2 separate regions of the Homo sapiens genome follow, and region 1 is linked to region 2. Evidence: chromatin loops called from intact Hi-C (ENCODE). Cell type or tissue: endothelial cell of umbilical vein. All regions are shown on one strand. Links, peaks and the distances in the headings refer to the core of each region. The heading gives the core; the rest is flanking DNA.

Region 1 (6,071 bases), core at 1,301-3,800, 64 kb after region 2:
GATATAGAATACATAGGTTTAGGCTGACAAAAATTAAGAGAACAGAGGCAAAAAAAAAAAAGCAGTGTACTACTGATGCCACAGTCCTCAGCCACCATCACACAGTGTCTTGGTTCAGTTGCTTGTCTGGAACGGCCCAGTTTCATTTTCCACAATAAGGAATTTATTTTATTTAATTATTCCTTTATTTATTCAGACAAGGTCTCACTCTATTGCTCAGGCCAGCATGTAGCAGCACCATTATGGCTCACTGTGGCTTCAAACCCCTGGGCTCAAGAGATCCGCCTGGCCGCATGCCACCACATCTGGCTCATTTTAAAATTTTTTGTAGAGATGGAGTCTCGCTATGTTGCCAGGCTGGCCTTGAACTCTTGGCATTAAACAATCCTCTCACCTTGGCTTCCCAAAGTGCTGGGATTACAGACGTGAGCCACTGCATCCAGCCACTTTAATATTTTATTTCAACTAAGGGGATGATTTTTTCATCAATAGAGCAACCTCACCATATTTAATATAGGTGAAATATATAATGAAAATGTAAAACACATACTCTGTCCCCCAATTTCTCAGTGATTTCACAGGCTCAGTGCTACGGCTGGATGTGGACACAGACATGTGCAACGTGCCTTATTCCATACCAAGGAGCAACCCACACTTCAACAGCACCAACCAGCCCCCCGAAGTGTTTGCTCATGGGCTCCACGATCCAGGCAGGTGAGAACACAAGTCTGTCTTCTCACTGGCTTTTAAGCCAGGCGGGGATCCGAGAACTGGGAAAATATAGCATAGAGCATATACCATCACAGAGCAGCCAAAGGTAGTATCTAAGGCCATGCCTCTAAAGTCACAACAGGTCATTACTCAAGTGAGTATTTAGCACACTGTCTTCTATTACTGTGAGAAGCAGATTGAGAAGGCAGATTAGACAACGAAAAGGACAAATTCATGGAGAAAATTTCACCTTAAAATGTGGAGAGGTTATTATCAGATAAACACTATTGGACTAGTATAATGACCAAGACTTTAATCTGAACAGTTTAGAGAGATCAACTTTTTGATTTGTCTCCTTAAATCCCACTAAGTCTTAAGTTCTTTATATATTACATGGCGGTGATAATAACTGCCTTGCTATGATTAAATAAAAATCTGTAAGTAAAGTACCAAATAGTGTGTCTGACTCCTGGTAGGTTTTAAATGAATTGCAATTCTTGTTATCATAGCTTCACTTAAATATGATGCTGCAGTGTTAATTTGCAAGGAGTTGAGCTAAATATTAACTTTTATTTCACTTTGAAAACATTGCAAATACTAAAGGACTCCATATTAACTGTTGGTACTACCATGAACCAAAACAAAGGAAAACTAAAAAGTATGTAGGGTGGGAAATTTGGGGTACATTTTGTAAAAATGCTATGAAGTATAATACAGCAATTTCAGTAACGAAAGCTTCATCCAGTCTATGGTCTATTATTCATACTCAGGGATATCTGGCCACATCCATTTATTCACTAAGTAGGTTATTATTACCATTTAATGTTTATTGAGTGTTCACTATGTGCAAGGTGAATATTTCTCAAACTTTTTATTTTTATAATCCCTCATGCCCTTCATCTCTCCTCCATCAAACCCAAGTCTACAGTTCATTTCCTTTTTGGCATCTCAGCAGATCTTAAAATCTGTGAGACAGGGAATACTTAAGGTGGGTTCAGGATGTGGAGGAAACTGTCACATTCCATTCCTAGAGCTCAGAACTCACAGATACCACCACAAAGCAACACTTTGAAGTCAGGCAGCCTGAGTCACCACAATCCCGCTGGAGCTTTCTCACAACCTTCCTGGGGGTCCTGAACCTCAATGCAAAAACATGGGATGAGGTGCTTTACAGACCAGATGTGTGGCAAGATGCCTGTGCTGCGGAGCCTCCCCACCTCTGGTGGCAGAGGGCTGAAGGAAAAGTTGGTGTTTATATTCCACCTCCCTCCAAAAGTATTCTAAGCAGAAGACGATTTAATAAAGCAGAAAGAAAACTAAATTAATTATTGGCTAAAAATAAAGGGAACTTTTATTAAGCACTTGCTGTGGGGTGCTGAACTAAGTATCTTGTGTACTTTATCTCCTCTCTGCTTCTCAGCAAGGCTCACCATCAGCCCCACTTCTCCCACTCCCCTTTTATTAATAGACTAGTTAAAGGACAGTGATAGATGCACAGCAAAATTGAGAAAAAGGTATAGACATTTTTATATTACCCGTACCTCCACACATGCATAGTCTCTCGCATTATGATCATCCCCCATAGAGAAACATTTGTTATAGTTGATGAACTGACATTGACACGTCATAATCACCCAGAGCCCATGGTTTACATTAGGGTTCACTCTTGGTGTTGTGAATTCTGTAGGTTTAGACAAATGGATAATGACATGTATCCACCATTATAGTATCACCCAGAGAGTTTCACTGGCAGGGCCCTTTTTCACATGAGAAACTGAAGGTTACAAGGGTCAAGCAGTTCTTAGTGGACCTGGTATTCAGCCAGAGCCATAGCTCCAAGCCCCCAGCAACTCTACCTGGCCTGCTTTCCAGATTTGCTGTTTCTTGTTGGAAACAAGTCAAACCTCTTTTTCTCATAGTTTCTCTATCTTCAAAGAAAGGTAATAGAGGAAAATGTTCTCTCCACTATGGATTTAGTTCCACCTTAAGTCACAGCATGACTGTATCATGATCCCTGCCAGGCATTGTCTTCTGTGAATCATTGAACTAGAGAGGACAATAAAGGGACTGTTGCCACAGAACAACTAACCCATCTTTGGCAGGTCACGCTTATGGTTTCCCTATCATGAATGAGATCATTGGGAGCCAAGAGTTTATGTTTTGTTTTTTGTTTGTTCTTTTATAATTTCTACATGACTCTTACGTCTCTTAAGAACCAGCACCAACTCTCAATTTTTTATTTTATTTTTTAAATTTCTTTATTAGCTCCAATGGTTTCATTTTGTTTTTAAGTAATTAATATATTTTGTTGGCCTAGAACAGTGATTCTCAATGGGATAATTTTACCCCCAGGGGACATTTGGCTATGTCTGGGAACATTTTTGGTTTTCACAATTAGAGTGTGATGGGGGTGAGGGAGTGATGCTACTGGCATTTTGCCTGTAGAGGCCAGAGATGCTGCTAAACACCCTACAGTTGGCAGCACAGCCTCCCCAGACAAAAAATTACCTGGCCCAAAATGTCAGCAGTGCCAAGATAGAGAAACCTAAAAACAATGCAAGCCTGTTTTCCACACTTTTGATAACTTCCAAAATTGTATTATATAACTTCATTCTTCCCCCAACCCAAGCTCCTCATACCCAGTCCCTCAGTGATTGAAACATTCCACAAACCTTGAACCCCTCTTATATTCCTGGCTTTGAACCAGATAACAGGAAGATAGTGATGAAGTTGCAAGTCCTCCCCTTATGGAGCTTCCTGTCAGTGGCTTAAGTCACAGAGATACTCTGGCCCCCAGATTAGGGATGGAAAACATGAAAACAGAGTCAACGTAAAAGACCTCGATATTTGTAGGGACCAGCTTTACTATATTCCTGGAATTAAAGCACATGTTTTCCTGTGTTAGAGCAGCCTAAGTTTTAGAATGCAGCAATTTCATGTAAGAAACCCAAAATTAATGTTATAACTAGTACTGTTTTGTGTGGCACAGAGATGAGTTGATGGTAACACTGTTGTTTTTTTTATGTTATTTTACCTTAAGTTCTGGGATACATGTGCTGAACTTGCAGGTTTCTTACATAGGTTTACATGTGCCATGGTAGTTTGCTGCACCTATCAACCCGTCATCTAGGTTTTAAGCCCGTATGCGTTAGGTATTTGTCCTAAGGCTCTTCGTCCCCCTGCACCCCGCCCCCCAACAGGCCCCAGTGTGTGATGTTTCCCTCCCTGTGTCCATGTGTTCTCATTGTTCAACTCCCACTTATGAGTAAGAACAGGCGGTGTTTGGTTTTCTGTTCCTGGATGGTGACACCGATTCTTATTCACAATACTTTACCAGTGTATTATACATGTGATATTCCTTAAGAACAGACTAACAATTGTTTTAAGACAGTGTGCATATTTATAACATAAGAAATTATAAATCATAAGAGAAATTAAGAAATATATTCCAGAGATTAAGCTTCAACCAAGTAAGCAAACACATCGGACTACTTCCTTCAGTGCTTTCTAGAAGATCCAAACTAAATTGCCATAGGATCCTTGCCAGTCCACAAAGGGCTCCTTCCTATGTCAGGAATCTCCAGTCTGAGCTTGGAAAAGATCACGGTAGGAATTAATGTGTATCCCCTCTTGTTATGCAGATGTGCTGTGGATAGACATCCCACTGATATAAACATCAATTTAACGATACTGTGTTCAGACTCCAATGGAAAAAACAGATCATCAGCCAGAATTCTACAGATAATAAAGGGGAAAGATTATGGTATGTAGAGCATAATTTGCTGATTTTGCTTTAGTTCAAGTTTTGTCTTAGTATATTTAGTAATTGAAGAGAAAGGGATTTCTGAAAAATGAGCATTTGGGAAAGCATAAAAACACTGGCCTAACAATCATGCAGGAGTAAATTGCTCACTTTTTAAAGCTCCAGTGACTCTTACAAGCCCTGAGGGTTCCATCTGGTTAATTACCATGGATTGAAAGGTTCTCAGTAGGTCCAAAAAATTTAACCGTCCTTCAAAAGTTAGCAGCTTATATTTTGTTCATCAGAGAATCAAGATGAATAAGTTCTATTCAGTAGGGGAGAGCAGCTTGTCTTAACATCTTATATACAGAGAAAAAACAAGTGTTAAAAGTAAGACATTTCTCAATATCCAACATGCCTGTCTCAGCAGTTAGGAAAATTGTAAGTGATTCAAATAAGAATGTAATTTTTTAAAAAATGTTTATCTTAGAGAAAACAAAGTAATCAACTTGAAAAACAAGTCATGGGAATGGGACATTTAAGCAGTATTTTTAATAACATGATTACTTGAATATTTAGAGAGAACATGTAAAAATATAAAGTTGGATAATAATAAAGTTCAAAACACTTAGTATTTTTTAATATTTTAGTATTTATTCCTTTTGAAGGAAGCAATATATCAACCATTATTATGATTCAGGAAACACAGTAGATTAAGATTATTAAATTGATTGCTTTTTCTATTTACTCATTCAATACAGATATTTATTTAACACCAGGAATGAAGCAGCTGTGTTAGTTCATGTGGTATTCAGTTATTTTACTTTTTTTTCAGGTGTGTGTGTGTGTGTGTGTGTGCACGCGCATCTTTTAAAAGCCAAACCAAAGAGTAATGTGATTTGGAAAAAAAAAAAAAAACTAATGAGTCACTAGCTCGATGGAATTTTGGCTACATTTGTAGATTAAACAAAATTCTACAGTCACATTAATTGAGGTTAAGCTAAAATTGGTTACAATATTAACAGCACTACATTTATTTATTTTAAAACACATCTACAGTGCTTACTACATGCCAGACCCTGTAGTAAGCACTTTATACTCATTTCCTTTACAGAACAACTCTATGTGATAGGCACTATCATTGGCCACATTGTACAAATGAGGAAACTGAGGCACAGAAAGATTAATTGTCACACAACACAAAGTGGCAGAGTCTGGATTTGAATCTGACCAGCCTAACTCCAGAGTTTGTGACCTTAATTATTCAATTATGCTACCTCTCAGTGTGCTCATTATTTAAAATTTCTCTTATCTTTTCTACTTTTTTGTAGTCTCATATACACCATAATCACATGGGAGGGTAAGAGGTCGTTAAAAATTACTATCTTTTCACAAAAGCTTTTGATAAAATCTGTTGATAATGACTTATTTGATCTTAAATACATAAAAGGTAATTTTCAGATTAATTTGCAAGTAGCTTTAGAGCTTTTCCATTACAATTAGCATGCAGATATCCAAGTATGTAATGGCCTGCACAGAAAGATAGAGACACAAGACTATACACATGTAATCAGGAGTTATTGAAATAGACTTTGTTATCCACACAACTCTATAAACA
Region 2 (6,071 bases), core at 1,238-3,737:
AGCTCTGCTTGGTGAATGGAGCCTGGGCAGGACTTCAGCTCCCACTTTATGTGCTCTTGCACAGGGCATGACCTATGCATAGGTGGCAGTCCTGGAGAGGGTTGCTCAGTGGTGGTGTGAGCAGAAGATGTGATCTAGCCACCCTTGGGCTGTTCCACTCCTTGCTGGAAAGGGCCGATTTGATTTGTCTGGATTATTTTGGTCAACAAGGGGTCCCTTCTTCTTTTCACCACTCTGTCGGTTTAGCTGAAGAGGAAGACCTCTCCAATGAAAGAGGACCATTTTTCACGTTCAAGTGTATGCATGGCTATCCTCTGCTTCTTCAGCCTCCAAGGGGGCTTTTAAGGTTTAATCTAAAGAAATAACCCTGTATTGATTCTTGATTCCTAAGAAATTATGCTGTCAGTCTGGTTGTAGGCAAGGGTTGCAATTTTCCCTCTGGAAAAAACAAATCAGAAGTTAGTCCATTTGTATAACACTGCTTAGTAACTGTTTAGAAATTATATCAGTAACACTAAGAATAAGCTCAAGCTATCTCCTAAGTGACCCAATTTATTGACTTTCAGGACAAACAGTATATGAAATCAATTCTAATTTCCATATATCAAGAAATAACAAGCATGTCTTATTTCAGTAATCTTTTATAAACTTTCTATATCTTAGGGTCGTAGGTTATAACAGATGCATAGTATTTTAAAACCAAAATAAATTTACCTTTAAGTGGCCTTAGTATAAGCCATAAGAAAGGCCTGTTTCAAAACTACTAACAGGAATTTATCAGAGTAGGAGCTCAAACTACTGAAATACGATTTTAGAAGGACTTTTATTTTGGAAAAAGAATATAAAACTGGAATTTGGGAAGAAAGGGTTAGATAGTGGAAAGCACCCCAGATTGGATCCGAGTCCTTATTCTCAAACTACCTAATGAGATGAAATTGTGCAAGTGATTTAAATTTGATGAGATTCATCTGGAGATCTATTAATGAGTTTAAAGTCTTAAAGTGCTTACTGCTTTCTGATTAATTTTATATTAAAAGTCCTCAAAGCAGAAAGAATGTCAGATAAAAAAAAGTATGTGAGATCCAAAGTGGACTTACAATCACATGCATGAAGAAGTCATGTGTATACAACAGCCCCTGGGGAAAATGTTAAATATGTCATGGGGGCTCTACATTTAGCTGAGGACTGGGCCAAACATCCTAGCAGATTCTTTTCAGTTATTCTGATGTGTCATCTCTTTGGGGAAAAACCTAACTTCACTAATATCCAGGCTCAGGAAGTGAAAAAGACAGAAGCCTTACCTAGCCACTGTGACCAGAAGTGATTAATTTAATCAACTGCCCACCTCAACCATCACCAACTTTTGCAATCACTTGGCGAAATCAATGTCCAACAAGTGAAGCAAACCCAAATGTGGTGAACATTCCTCCATTGCCAAAATGGGACAACTGCCTTATCTCCTCATCAAAGCCCATCTTCTGGGAAATCAGCTTCTCTGTTAAATACCCAAGTGGGCTAGAAGCGCATTTTGTGGGCAACCCTATAGAAGCTCGTCCTGATGCCAACTTGCAGGGATCCAGTAAACCTCAAGTCACCGCTCCTGATAACGTAGACATCTTTTTAGACACACTATTTACACAGACTTTGTCTAGCTGGGGAAAAGGTTAATTTACTTGTATACACGGGGATAAGTAGAGCACAGCGCTTCTGGATGCCCTCAGACTTGCATCTAATTCTTTCTCCAGATCTAACGCCTCTGTTTCTACACCCAGGGGAACCTCTCCCCAGGGACTGCGCGCGCGTGCGTGCAGGTGTGTGTGTGTGTGTGTGTGTGTGTGTGTTTGTGTGTGTTAAAACGAACACTAATTCCGCGCCCAGCTTCTCTCTCCGTCCACCTGCGGCCCAAGAACTTGTGTTCCCAGATGGTACCAGCGGGGCCCGGCTTATTCCCGAACACATGTGGGGACCTGAAAGGGGCGTCGGGGACTAACCCGCCCAAACCGTGGCAAACACTCTGGGAGGCCGACTTGGGCTTGGCCTGTGGCCCGACACACCGCCCCACTCCGCGCACACGCGTCTGTGCCACTTCAGTGGCTTGCAGGACCTCCGGCGAGGATGAGTCTCCAAACCATCTCAGCCTACTCAACGGCATCTGGGATGTCCCCCTGCCTCTAAGTCAGACCCCAAGAAAGATCTTTGAGGACTTGAGCTTCACGTTGAAAATCAGTGTGGAAAATGGGGGTGTCAGTGCGGCTGGGGGAGACAAAGGGGCCCAAAAGCTCCCTCCCGTCCGCTCCAGCCCACTTAGTTCACCCTCCCACGGGGCGAGGGGCGGGCCGGGGGGCTGAGGTGGGGATGGCCCTGGAAGGGGTCCCTCCCTTCCCACCTCCTACGGCCCACTCTTACTTACTTTCTTTCGGAGCCTCAGCTTGGCCGCCTTTAGCCCAGGCAGTGCGGAGGGGAAGCGGGGAGGAGAGAGGAGCCTGCGGGCTGCAGCAGCCGGGCAGTCCCGGAATCTCCGGACTGCGTCCCTGCCCCAAGCCCGCCGGGAACCCGGGCCGTGGACGCCCCCACCCGGGGGCCGCGGCGAGGCGGGCGCGCGGGGTTCAGCACCCTCGAGGCTGGTTCCGAAGGCTCGCGGCCCTCCCCCTCCGTCCGCCGCCGTCGCGGCTAGCCGCCCCTCCCCGCCGCAGCAGGGAGGCCGCCGGGGCCCGGGGGACGCGCTCGCGCGGGGGCCGCCCCCTCCCCTTCCCTCCACCCTGGGCGGGGGCGCGCGAGAAGCGGTGACGTCAAGGGGCGCGCTGTGGCAGCACCTCCCCGCGCGCTAGTTAAAAAGAAGAAGAAAAGAGGGAACGAAACATGAGAGGCTGTGTGAGAAGCTGCAGCCGCCGGCAGAGGAGACCTCAGCATCATCTAGAGCCCAGCGCTGGCCCTGCCTCCGCCTGCCCCGCCGCCGCCGTCGCCGTTTCTGTTCCTGCTACTGTCCCACCTAAACAACTCCCGTTACACGGACAAGTGAACATCTGTGGCTGTCCTCTCCTTTTCTTCCTCCTCTTCCAACTCCTTCTCCTCCTCCCACTTCCCAGCCGCAGCAGAAAGCCCCCAACCCAACTGACACTGGCACAACTGCAAACGGTGTCATCCGCACAACTTTATCTCGCTCCTCGGGCTCCCCTAAGGCATTGGACCCATCGCCGCGTCTTTTATTTTTTGCAAAGTTGCATCGCTGTACATATTTTTGTCCCCGCCACCTCCCTCTGTCTCTGGAGTGCCCTACAGCCCCGCAAACTCCTCCTGGAGCTGCGCCCTAGTGCCCCTGCTGGGCAGTGGCGTTCCCCCCCATCCTCCCGCGCCCAGCCCCTGCTGCTCTGGGCAGACGATGCTGAAGATGCTCTCCTTTAAGCTGCTGCTGCTGGCCGTGGCTCTGGGCTTCTTTGAAGGAGATGCTAAGTTTGGGGAAAGAAACGAAGGGAGCGGAGCAAGGAGGAGAAGGTGCCTGAATGGGAACCCCCCGAAGCGCCTGAAAAGGAGAGACAGGAGGATGATGTCCCAGCTGGAGCTGCTGAGTGGGGGAGAGATGCTGTGCGGTGGCTTCTACCCTCGGCTGTCCTGCTGCCTGCGGAGTGACAGCCCGGGGCTAGGGCGCCTGGAGAATAAGGTAGGCACTCACCGGCTTCACGGATGCGTACTTGGCATATTGGCTGGGTGGGGTTCCCTGTGGCTCTGGCAAAGCCGGTGGTTGTAAGAAGGTCAAAACTTCTTTGGGGGAGTTCTTTCCATAACTTTTCTATAGCGCTAACGTGATTCCGTTGTGTGTTCCTCTGGGGTAAGCAAGTAGCATTTCCTCCCCCAGAGTCCGCGGTCGGGATGCTGTGCAAACTTGCCTATCTCTGAAAACAGACGTTTCTGCGGTACCCGCACCCTGGGCTGGGTAAATATTTTAAAAGAATCGCGATGAACAGTGTGTTTTGGATCGAATGGGGCATTGGCTGCGGTGAAACTGTAAATTAAGGTGGCTGTGGTTTCCGGCTTATTTTTCTAGGGTAAAAAGATTTGTGCTGTTTTCTCCACGTGCTCGGTTAGGGAGAGGATTGAATCGTAAAGGATGTTGAAGCATGGTTGGTTTATGATCCCCAGCCCCGTCAGAGGGGGGTGTCTTGCATTACATTAGTTAAACCAACAGAAAGGAACTCCTGGTCCTCCGGTTAGGGACCTGAAAAAAACTGGCGAAAGATTTTGCTGGGGCGTTATTTATCACATAAAACTGAGACGATTCTCCGTCATTTTGTAACATTATAAATTCAGACTTTCAGGGTCAGTTGGTGTCTTGGAAGATCTACTCTAAGAATTTGTTTTAAGAGTAATGGCATTTACGTTATCCTTGTGTTAATAAGTTTAAATACTAACATGGTGTTTGTTGACTGTAAAGGCACGCTTGTTTTTGAGTTTGCAATATCGTTCTTGCCAGGAGATGCAGTCATGGGTGGTATCTACTGTACTCCAAGGAATCATTGCTGGCTCACATCATTAACAATCACTGCACGTGAAATAAACAATCAGGTGTCTTTGCTCCCCCTCCCTTTCCCCATTTTAGGTTTAATTAAGAATTCCTCTGTTAGAACACTGCCAGTTGTCAAGGTCTGAGAGACTCTTGGAAAACTTGTGCTTCAGTCTTGCTGGCCCAGGCATAATAAAAAAAAAAAATACCCAGGCTGAATCTAATTTTTATGCTCAGTTCACGGTAGATTTCACTCTATTCTCATGTAAACAGCTCCTACGAATCAACATATGTGTCTGGGTGGTATCTCTCACTTTGTTTTGTAACAAAAAGCCATATTGCATCATTTAATTTGCTCAAGTCATGCAAATAGGAAAAAATCAATAGGACAAAAAGGGGTCGACTTATCCTCCTCCCCACTAAACTGCTGCCCACACACAGAGTCCTGTTGCTTATGGCAAAAGAATAACAACAACACCATTGTATTTGTTAGTTGGTTCACTAATGGGTGAAACTAGAGAACATCATTCTCTTTCAGTCCCCAGCTCTGTCCAAATGTTCATGCCTTTTGAGGGAGCATTTGTCCAACTCCTTCTATTCCCAGATGAGTGAGAACTGTCTTGCTGCAGGTTTTCAGCTGCAACTCTCTTTTTATTCTTACCATATGCAGCAGGAGCCTGAGATTCAGGGAACAGATATTCCAGGATTTTATTCAAAGCAATGTCTTTAAGCTCCTGTGTTGCAACTGAATTAAGTTTCAAAATAGCTATATTCAGGTCACCTTAAAGGTTTTATCAGGAGCCCTAAAGAACCAGGAAATTCAGAGAAAAGTTTAGAAATATTTGCCATTAAGTCTCCCTTGGTGCAATACGTACTATGAATATACTGATGATCTAGAGACCCCTGCAATACTCAACTCTTCCAGAGACATGTGGAATGAAAATTTTGTTCTTGACTAAATGGTGAGGAGAAGGGGAAGGGGGATGGGACCAAGGGGAGTTATAGCCCTTAAGAGAAGTTATATAAAAATTTTTTTAAAGAAATCATTCTTTAGGAAGCAATCTGCCATGTTAACTATATACATTCCTTTCTGTTTTATGTGCTTCCAATCTCCAACAAACCCCTACTCATTTGGAAAGTGTGTCTGAATTAAGTTTGGTACACTAGACTTTTGCTGGTTCTATTACAAGAGGTTTATAAATCAACAATACCCAAATTGTTCAAAACAGAGATTTGCTATAGCTATGCATATGCATTCTTGACCTATGTTAGTTTTCAAGTTTTAATAGTTTTTAAAACATGTTATTTTATAATAAACTTCAGTGTTTCCCTTTTTCCCGTAAGCCTTCCTGGATTATAATATATGTTAGGATCTTATTTCATAATGTGTATACAGGAGAGATGATTGCTATTTGAAAGGGCCCTTTTTTGTTTATGGAAGAAAAAAAAAAATTCCCCAGAAAGATTTCTGCAGCTTTTCAAGAAACTACAGTAGTAGCTTTTTCCTACAGGAAGAAATTTCTTAGACAAATAGATAGTAGCAAACTAGGTAGGAATATTAGCATGCTCAGCT

The links. Hi-C counts contacts between places; a loop is a spot of excess contacts. Peaks named below come from ENCODE experiments on the same cell type or tissue, not always from the same donor. Only the 100,000 strongest peaks of a DNase experiment are listed, where the experiment ranks them.
Region 1: a loop joins it to region 2, with 3 times the contacts of the local background. A loop is called at or near these places in 8 of 110 quality-filtered maps.

The regions. Positions count from the first base shown.
Region 1 is chr4:144,707,598-144,713,668 of GRCh38, forward strand. HHIP (hedgehog interacting protein) reads left to right here. Exons shown (of 13, transcript NM_022475.3): 7 at 571-714; 8 at 4,353-4,474. The region is part of intron 1 of LOC124900791 (a long non-coding RNA gene); the gene reads right to left. Among named protein-coding and RNA genes, the nearest start is that of HHIP, 64 kb to the left of the region's middle. In endothelial cell of umbilical vein, for the core only: no CTCF peak of the experiment used is centred there; DNase peaks (open chromatin) are centred at 1,764 and 2,754; H3K27ac peaks cover 2,500 bases.
Region 2 is chr4:144,643,297-144,649,367 of GRCh38, forward strand. It overlaps HHIP (hedgehog interacting protein), which reads left to right and starts at 2,860. Exons shown (of 13, transcript NM_022475.3): 1 at 2,860-3,658. The coding sequence starts at 3,380. It overlaps HHIP-AS1 (HHIP antisense RNA 1), which reads right to left and starts at 2,723. Exons shown (of 2, transcript NR_037595.1): 1 at 2,411-2,723; 2 at 1-438. RefSeq lists enhancers at 2,825-3,390, 4,631-5,219. In endothelial cell of umbilical vein, for the core only: no CTCF peak of the experiment used is centred there; DNase peaks (open chromatin) are centred at 1,315, 1,675, 2,765 and 3,325; H3K4me3 peaks cover 2,500 bases; H3K27ac peaks cover 2,500 bases.